2 separate regions of the Homo sapiens genome follow, and region 1 is linked to region 2. A link is an interaction called in ENCODE POLR2A ChIA-PET data of the cell type or tissue named here. Cell type or tissue: Caco-2. All regions are shown on one strand. Each heading gives the region's core, and the rest is flanking DNA. Links, peaks and the distances in the headings are about the cores only.

Region 1 (4,925 bases), core at 355-4,354, 890 kb after region 2:
ATCAGAAGCTGCCATCCTGCCCTATGTGCCCTACCCAACCAGTCCCACCACAGGTTCCCCTCCAGCCACGCACCTGCCCATCCTGCAGCCAAGAAGGACGTCCCCGCTGGGGGCTCTCATGACAGACCCCGTCACAGGCATCAAGGTGCCCGTGCTGGCTGTGAATCTGCACCCCCAAACAAGGCAGTGGCTCACTCTTGGGAGGACATACTGCAATCCTCTCACCAAGACCTTGGCCCCTCTGGAGATGGGGGGCCCATGGAGGATCCAGTCACAGGAGGCATCTCGCCCATCCTGGGAGTCGGGTTGGATGAAAACACAGGTCTCCCGGCAGCCCTCAGCATTGTCCTCCCTCGCCCTCCTCCATGCCTGGCCTGGCCTCCCAGTCCCCTTCCTCTCAGCCCCCTACACCCTCCATGTTCTGATCTGAGCCACAAACTCCACCCACGACCCTCTTTCCACCCTTCATCCTCTCAGCCTCTTACCCCCAACCTTCCCTCTCCCCTTCCCCATCTCTACTCCAGTGCCCCTGGGGAGGGGAAGAGAAGCAAGGTACTTCTATAAAGTTAATGGACACTTTTCAACCAAAAAGGACCATTTCTCCACCTGTCACCACCATGCTCTACCCCCTGCCCCCTCCCTCTCCCCCTCCTCCTTCCCTCCCACAGCTCACTTCCACCCTTGTGCCCTAGTTCCCCTTATGCCACACCTGCCTACATCCCTGCTGGTTCCCTCTCCCACCTTGCCCCCTTGGTTTCTTTCTTCCAGCTCAGCTACTTGTACTGGGAGGGCTGCGAGATGCTTCGGGGAACCTCTTGCTGCCTGGTGACAGCTTTGTGGAGCCACTGAGCAGGAAGACAGTCCGGCTCCAGGGGGCTTCCTGACGAGAGGGCCAGACATTGCCCCATATGGGAGGGCCACAGGCCCTGCTGGACACCAATGTGCTAGTGGCCCAGAGGCAAGTGATTGCAGTGCTTCAGCCGTGCCAGGAGAGTCCAGAGTCGGGTGTACAGGAAACTCTGGAGGCTGCCATTAAGGACATGAGACAGCCACTGGCCTTGACTCTGCACCATGTCCTGCAGCAGGCTCAGAGGCTGGAGAGGCAGCTGGTGACAGCAGATGACATTGAAGCCAGTGGTGGCAGGATAGGTATGGATGAATCTGGGCCAGAGGCTCTCAGGCCCCGATATCTCGGGCCCAGAATGACCTGGTGCTTTGATGCTCCTAGGCCCATAAGCTCAGGGACAGGGCTGCAGCCCTACTGGCCATGCACATGCGTGACCAAGGGAAGAGAGAAGGAACTCCATGACTTCATACCCCGACCCCATGAGTGCTTGACTGCCTCCCTGTCTTAATTTCTTGCCAATGCCATTGAGTTATGTTATGGAGCATACATTCTCTTGTTACTTCATGGCTCATGAAACACCACCAACAGGTGCTATGATACCCATTTTAGAGTGGGAAACCTGACATTCAGAGAGTTAAATGAGTTGCCCAGCTGGGGTCCTCTAGCTGCAAAGCCTGAATCTCCTGAGTCCTCAATCCCTTCTCACCTTCATTCTGCAGCAGTCTTCCACTTCCCACGAATAAACGCAAGAAAGGAGTTCATCCCAAAACTCCACCTCCCACCGACAGCCCTGATACAAGGAAAGGCAAGGAGAAGTAGGAGTGGCATCTTCCTGGAGTTAATCTCACTCATTCTAGAAATTACCCTCTTCCCACAAATAACAACAAAACAAAAAGAACCAGGTCAGAATTGACTTGAGTTTGAAGACCTGCCCCACAATTTATTAACTCTTTGACCTTGGGCAAGTTATTAAAACTAACCCCTCCCTGCCACTGTTTTACCATCTTTTAAAAGGAAGAGTAAAATCGTGCATACTGGCCGGGCACGGTGGCTCACGCCTGTAATCCCAGCACTTTGGGAGGTCGAGGCAGGTGGATTGCTTGAGGTCAGGAGTTCGAGACCAGCTTGATCAATATGGTGAAACCCCGTCTCTACTAAAAATACAAAAAATAGCCAGACATAGTGGTGGGAGCCTGTAATCTCAGCTACTTGGGAGGCTGAGGCGGGAGAATCGCTTGAATCCAGGAGGTGGAGGTTGCAATGAGCTGAGATCACATCATTGTACTCCAGTCTGGGTGACGGTGAGATTCCGTCTCAAAAAAAAAAAAATTGTGCATACTTTATAGCTTGGGTTGTAGGACTGAGTGAAATATAACTTCTACAGAGTCCTGAGTTCAGATTCTGAGGAATGGCAGGTGCTCAAGAACACAAGCCCCCTTCTTTTAGAAGTTGTTCTCAGCTTCTCAAAAGGTCTGATGCCACTCAATTCCCACTTGCTTCTTCCAAAACAGGCCATTAGGGCATTGTCCTTTCTTCCTTTCTGAATTCAGAATGCTAAGTTGAGCCTAAAGAAAACAAATGTAGTGTTTGCAGGGAAGCCTCTCTGGTCAGGGACGTAGTACTTTGAACCTGGAAAGACTTCAGGGTGATGCTTAACCCGCAACTCCTCCTCTTCACTCCCTCTCCCCCTGGTGTTGGGAATGATGCGCTATCCTGGGACAGAGCTGTGGGCCCCAGCCCTGTATGGAATGGAGATCCCAGATCCTGAGGGCTCGGGGCTCATGGTGCCTATCCTGGGCATGGAGCATGATGAGAATTCTGGCGATGCCACACCGCTGGCAGGCTCAATGGAAGACGCTGATGGCAAAGGTAGGAGAGAACTTTGGACCTCTGAGAGCTCAGGAATGTGACTTAGCTCTGGGAGAGAAAACCCCCTAAAGCTCAGGAGGGGTACCCATGTGCCAAGGGAAGGGGTCATTCTGGTCTTCTGCTAGGGCTGCTGAGACCCAAAATTAAAGGTGCCCAAAGATTCCAAAACCCCAGGACCATAAATCATGTATGTCTCCCCTAGATTATTGGGTCCTTTCAAAGACCAGCACTTCAGAAACTCACCACCCACCCCCACGCCAGGGCTGTGGCCACCAGGAGCCCTATAATCCAGCTTAGAGCCCTTTGAAGGGCAAAAGGAGGTCAGGGGCTCTTCTGGCTTCCTTTTTGCCAGAAAAAGGACCTGCCTTCCTTCCCCATCTCTGGTTTCTAAAGCCAGTGGTGGGCTTGGCATCCCACAGGTCTAATCCCAATCTCGATTGGGGCTCAAGCCATAGACCCCTGGACTAGAAAGCCTGGTCCTGTCATTGGAGCTCAAACGGATCTCTCTGCCAGAGTGGTGGTGCCCGTTGTCCAGGTGCTGGAGGCTTTACCTCGGGGAGTGAGAGACCCTGGTCTGGTATGTAGGGGGGTTTATTGTATTCATTTATTCATTCATTCATTCACTCAGCAACTACATATTGAGAGCTGTGTTCCAGGCAACATGTTAGGCATTGAGATACAAGGACAACTAGATAGGGCTCCCAAGGAACTGGCTGGCCATGGGTCCCAAACAGTGGGTGGTTCACAAGGGTGTTAAGAAAGCTCAGGGGAGGGCATCTCAACACACACAGGAGAGCTCAAGGCTTCCCAAATGAGGTAATGCACGCAGCAGAGAGACAGCAGAGAAAGTCACTCCAGCCTCGGGGAAAGCAAATGCAAAGGCAGCAAGTATGAGAAATGTATCTTCTATCATGAAAGCCACGGGGAGCTGCTGAAGGGTTCTCAGACATGGGATATAATCAAATATAAATGCAAGACTTTAAATTTTTGAAAATATGAAACAATACAAAACATAAGTTACTCATACAATTTTAAAGTATGTCAATGAAGAAGCAAAAGCTTTCCTGCCCATTCCTCTCCCTCCACCCACAGTCAACACCCCCATGGCATCCCCATCCAGGCACTCTTTACCTCTCCCCCTGTCTCTCCCACCAAACCCAGCCACTTCACAAGTTGGCACACCTCCTCCCATTTATTTTTATGTTTATGTATGTGTAGGTACAGTCAGCGTTCTAGAAAGCTCTCCCTGGCAGCTGTGCGGAGGATGGATGGGAGTGGGGCCAGACTAGCAGAGGAAGCCCCGTCAGGAGGTTATTGCGGTAATTCAGCCATTGGCAGATCTCCACCACAATGAAAATGATTTAGGGCCCCCATACATTCTCAGTCTGGTTACGTTTCAGAAACTGTGATAAAAGGTATGTGATAAATAAAAGGTTCTTGTTAGAAGCCAAGAAATTTCAATTCTAGCCCTGACACCACTGTTTCACAGGTCAGTATGTCTTCACGATATGAGGAGGGTGAGAACAATTTCCTGCCGCCACGTGCCTGTCTCCTCTGGACTTCCCAAGAGAGGAGTGGGGGCAGGAGGCATGGGGGACTCTGGAGCAGGTGTCACCAGGAGGGAGGGAGGAACCAGGGAGCTTGAAGAAAATGTATGGTTATTTTTCTAGCTAAAACCACGTTGTTGGAAGGCAGAGGTGGGAGGATCACCTGAGGTCAGGAGGTCAAGACCAGCCTGGCCAACACGGTGAAACCCCGTCTCTACAAAAATATTAGCCGGGTGTGGTGGCAGTCACCTTTAATCCCAGCTACTTGGGGGGCTGAGTCAGGAGAATTGCTTGAACCTGGGAGGCAGAGGTTGCAGTGAGCCGAGATTGCGCCATTGCCCTCCAGCCTCAGCAACAACATGAGACTCCGTCTCAAAAATAAATAAATTAATTAATTAAATAAAACCAAGTTGATGGCCTCACCAAGTTTAGTCATAGATACCCAAGGTCAGGGAGGGCCATTACCCTGTGAAACTTTGGGGATCTACGGCTGGACCACGTGGGGCCATGAGCAGAAAAAGCCAGTAAGCCCTAAACAGGCTGGATATTGTAGCTGGACATCCTGGAGCAGGAGTTGAGAGCCCAGGAGCAGTACTGGTGCCACCAGGAACAGGAGGAGGAGCAGCTACTGGAACAGCTGGGGCACCTGAGCCAGGAGCTCC
Region 2 (4,925 bases), core at 532-4,531:
CTTTGGATGATGTCTTCTAAGTTTTATCCACTCTAGTGGGTATGGAGTGCTATCTTATTGTGGTTTTCATTTGCATATTCTTATAACTAATGATGTTAAGCATTTCTCAAGTATTTTATGGGTCATTTGTAAATCTCCTTTGGTGAAGTGTCTTTTCAGATCTTTGTCCAATTTATAACTTGGATTTTTTTTTTGTCTTTTCTTGATTTGTAAGATTTTTTTATGTATTCTGGATTTGTTAGATATGTGCTGTGTGTGTATGTAGCAGTGTGTGGCCTGTGGCCTATTTCATCTTCTTAATGGTATAATTTGATAAGGAGACGTGTTTAATTTTGTTTATATCAATTTATCAGTTTTTGTCTTTTATGGTTAGTGCTGGCTGATCTAATTTTCGTATGAGAGACTCTTCTTAGCTGTGAGAGACAGGAGTTCTGAGATACCAGAAAATTACCTGGAATAGTTGGGAGTGGAAGGGGCTGGTAGAACCTTCACCTTTTGAGGTCACAGCAGCCTTGCAGCTTGGTACTTGGAGAAGGCACAAGGTTAGTGAGTAATCAGGAGACCTAAACTCAAGGCCTGGCTCAGCCATTTACTACTTGAGTGACCAGTTTATTCATCTGTAAGATGGGGAGTTGTCGTTGAGCTTACCCAGCCCATATCACAATGGGCTTTGAAAAAACTGAAAGCCAAAAGGTGCTCAACAAGTGATCATGAGTATTATAATACTATAACCCCCATTATATTATAACCACCATTACATTATAACTACCATTATATTATAACCACCATTATATTGTAATATAATAACCACCACTCTTATTATCATCCACCCTACAGTGGTCCATTGTCTTGTTTGTGGTATCTAATTCCTGCTTCCCTGTTTCTTACTCCAGAACATTTCATGTTCAAAAGCATTTTTCTTGGGGAACAGGTGGGAAGGAAAGACTGCAAAACTTGAATCCATTTTTTGTCACTTGTTTGTATTTCCAGAAAAAACAACCTTGAGGTGTTTTAGTCCTATGGTGCGTGTGCTGGGCGCTGAGCTGTGCAGTGGGAGCCTCACATGAGAATCTGAGAGGTTCACAATGGATGGGGACACAGAATGAGCCCCCGAGCAGGCTGCCACGGGTGTCTAGCCTTGTGACCTCTCATGGCTGCTTTTGTGATTTTTGTTCCCCCTCTACATCCCCAATTTTTAACATACCTTTCACCAAAAAACTCATGTGATTGTAGGTAGTTTATTTTGTCAGGAGTCAGACCTTACTTTCCCACATGTTAACATGGATTCATGAATTACATACAACCAAAAGTAACTGCCATTAACCTGTGCAGTTTTATAATTGGCTTTTTAAAAATGTCGAAAATGTTATGGGTATCCTGCTCCTACCTCTGAGAAACCCGAGCAGTCTGAGACCTTGGAAGGACGGTCCCTGCTCACTGCAGTCCACGTCTTTGAGAAGAGCTACAAGAGGGCAATCTTTTTCTTTTTCCTTGCTTTAAAGTACAGTCCCTCTTAAGAGCAGAGGGGGCAGGCAGGGAGTCTCTTTATGATGCAGATTGCCGATTTGTGATGGGAATGATCTAAAGTTTTTGATAGGTGGAAAACATCCGCTCCCATGGTACCCAGCTGAGTTTAGGCCTAGAAGTGTTAAGCTGGACCATACAGGCTGCCCCTCCTCCAGCCAGACATGGGGGTTCAGCCTGATAGCCCAGGGCTCCTTGTTATTGCCCTACAGAGGAGTGTTCAAAACATAAAAGTGGTCTGAGAAAGGCAGCAATCTTGTTTTCTCATGTCTCCTTAGTTTATGGAGAAGCCAAAAAACTCCATAACAAATATTCAAATCCAGACCCTGTCTCCACCCTGAGATGGGTCCCCAGAGCCTGAGTGAGATGCGATATAATCTGGAGAGGGAGGAGATGAGGGCAGGATGAAGTGGCGTGGGAGGCGGGGTGGAAAGTGTAAGGTCCTTGCCTGGCTGTGGTATCAGCAGTGAGTCCAGCAAGCAAAGGGTGTTAAGGGAATGAACTTGATCCTTGAGGCCTCAAAGCAGGAGTGGTCTCTGTTCTCTGTGTATATCTGAGAGAGGAGTTGGGAGGTGAGGAGGCAGCAAAGATAAGAGGCCAGTGGCTGGGTGTCGTATTACAAAGCTGAGAGGAAGAAGCGAAGAAACGAAGAGCTCTCTCAAGAAAGATCAGAGAAAGCTGTGATTATGCAATATGCCCACTGCAGACAGACAGGCGGCACTGGCCCTTCATCTTTCTTAACCTCAGATTCCGAGAGAGCCTTTGTAGCCTGGTCAGTCACACACAGGCATGGGCTGGGCTGGGCTGGGGTGAACGTCAAAGCCCTGGCAGGTCTCACTCTGGATAAGAGGGTAAACCTGGGGAAAACCGAAGACATTTCCAGGTTAGGGAACTGATGCTCAGCCACAAGCCTGGTTATCAGTTTCCCACATTTAGCCCCCTTCAAGTTGCCCCCACCCTCCCAACCAAGTACCCCAGGCCTCTAAAGCTCCAGCACTGCAGATGGTAGCGTGTGCAGTGCCCCAACCTGCCACACACTTGGCAGGCCCCACCCAGACACGTGCCAACTTGAGCTTGGTAAAGAGTGAAACCGCAATCCATCCGGCAGTTGTTTTGTCTGCATGACACCAAACCAACCAGTTATTTACACTGGTGCCACACGGTAAGGAGAGCTATTTTGACTCAAACCAGCTCCTTGGACATTGTGGAGCCTGCGCTTGGTACCACATGGAAGGAAGGTAAAGACGTGTCAGAGACTTCCTCAGATTCAGGCTGAGTCAAACATCACTGCCCTGACTGAAACTGGGCACTGTTTTGGGTTGCCCCAATCTTAAGGCTCAAGCATTTTTGTTCACTGCCACAGCTCTGAGTATATGTATGGCCTCTGTGGGTGTCCCTGGGTGCCAGGAGTTACACAGAGCAGAAGGAACACCGCGCTGTGCTTGCAACTGAGAGGATTAGAAACCAAAGCAGCACAGACACAGATCCTCACCTAAGACAGCACTTGGCATTGGAGAAGGGTTGCAGGGAAGTGGGTCTCTGGGTCATAACCTGGACGTGGCTTATCCCCAGGGTGGGTTCTCAGTAAATGTCAAATCACCAGCTTCTTGCGTGGGCAAATGCCAGGAATAAATGTGGACCATGGAGAAGGCACGAGAAACATCCTGCCACTTCCTAACTGTGGAACCTTTGCTAGATGTGGCCTCTCCTGTGGTCATCTGAGGTTGGTCTGCTGATTTCTGAGGTCATGTCAAATGGCTCAGATTCTAGATAATAGACTTAATCTTTTGACAAAACCTGGAGGCAATGGAAGGGAAAGAGCTCCACAAAATACCTAAGATGTCTGATTAATTTTCCCTCACCCATGCACACCCATAGAGGGCTTTAGACTTTTGGACAGTTTTCCCATTCATCACGTTGCCTTTGAATGCTCTTGCCCTAGATATCCACAGAGCCAGCTGCCTGTCTCAGCGAGGCTTCTCTGGATACCTGCCCCCACATTTTACCAGCTCCATCTGCTCCTGCCACTTCCATCTCCCTTCCTGGTTTTATTTCTCTACTTAGCACTTACTATAATTTGATATACAAAATATTTTCTCATTTGTCACATTCATTGTCTGCTTTCCCCACTAGAGTGCAAACTCCATGAAGGTGGGGAGGTTTCCTTGTGCACTGCTTGTTCACTGCTGTACCCGGTGAGGACAGCACCTGGCACATAGCGAGTTATTAATACATACTTATCAAATGACTAAATCATTGTTTTATGTTCTTTGAGTAGATATGTTACAGATGAGGAAATTGAGGCAGAATGTATCTACGCTTATTTCCAATGACTAGGTTTGGGATAGGCTGAGAGCTGTGCTTTCTGCTGGGAAAGTGCTCTTTTCTCTTCTGAGCAACCATGTCCCTGAGAGGTGGGTCCAGTCATGGTGTCACCAGACACATACTTTGCCCTCAGATGTCAGCCTGGCTGGAGCACCATCTGGTGACCAGTGAGGAGAGCTGGGGGTCGTCAGTGGGCTGCTGAGGTGAGCGATTATGGGGAAGAACAGTTTCTAAGTGAACACAAAGGGTTGGACCAATAGTCTGGGCAAGTACCAGGGGAGCACTCAGCTTGCCAGGTCTGTGCCCAAAAGTGGAAGAGAGGCACTGAGCCAAAAGAGATGGTTAGCCTTCAGGATTGGGACTAAGAGTGGGGAGGGCTGTGGGTGGAAGCAGAAGGGCCACAGGAGGAAGGGGAATCCTCACACACTTTTTAGGCTTGGAAAGACACAACCACTTCAAGTCAGATGGGTCAGGCCTCACCTCTAGGAACCCTGATCTATTCAAGCTCTTAGTTCAGCCTCCTGAGTAGCTGGGACTATAGGTGCTTGCCACCATGCCTGGCTAATTTTTGTATTTTTTGTAGAGATGAGGTTTCGCCATGTTTGTTGCCCAGGAAGTCTCGAACTCCTAGCCTCAGGCAACCCACCTGCCTCAGCCTCCCAAAGTACTGGGATTACAGGCATCAGCCACTGCACCTGGCCGATGGTGATTACTTTCTTTCAACACTTGAAATATTTCACTCTCTTTTGCTTGCATGATTTCTGATGAGAAGTCTATTGTAATTCTTACCTTTGCTCCTCTAGGTATTTTTTTTCTTCTTTCAATATTTTCTTTTTGACTTTGATTTTCTGTGGTTTAAATATGATATGCCTAGGTGTAGATTTTTTGGTGTTTATCCTGAGCTTCCTTGCTCTGTGGTTTGGTGTGTGTCATTAATCATGAGACGTTTTCAATAATTTTTGTTTCAAATGCTTTTTTTGTTTTTCTTCTCCTTCTGGCATTTGCCTTATATATATGTTATACCTTTTGTAATTTTCCCACAGTTTTTGGATATTCTATTTTATATTTTTCACTGC

Evidence for each region. ChIA-PET counts read pairs that join two places held together with the same protein. Peaks named below come from ENCODE experiments on the same cell type or tissue, not always from the same donor. Only the 100,000 strongest peaks of a DNase experiment are listed, where the experiment ranks them.
Region 1: POLR2A ChIA-PET joins it to region 2 with 6 read pairs; 1 of 35 experiments calls an interaction of 5 or more read pairs at or near these places.

Annotation. Positions count from the first base shown.
Region 1 is chr11:111,457,077-111,462,001 of GRCh38, forward strand. It overlaps a transcript of BTG4 not described here. Among named protein-coding and RNA genes, the nearest start is that of MIR34BHG, 51 kb to the right of the region's middle. In Caco-2, for the core only: a CTCF peak has its summit at 2,575 (motif pointing left); DNase peaks (open chromatin) are centred at 921 and 2,565.
Region 2 is chr11:110,563,287-110,568,211 of GRCh38, forward strand. No RefSeq gene overlaps it. Among named protein-coding and RNA genes, the nearest start is that of FDX1, 140 kb to the left of the region's middle. RefSeq lists an enhancer at 1,304-2,155. In Caco-2, for the core only: no CTCF peak of the experiment used is centred there; a DNase peak (open chromatin) is centred at 2,205.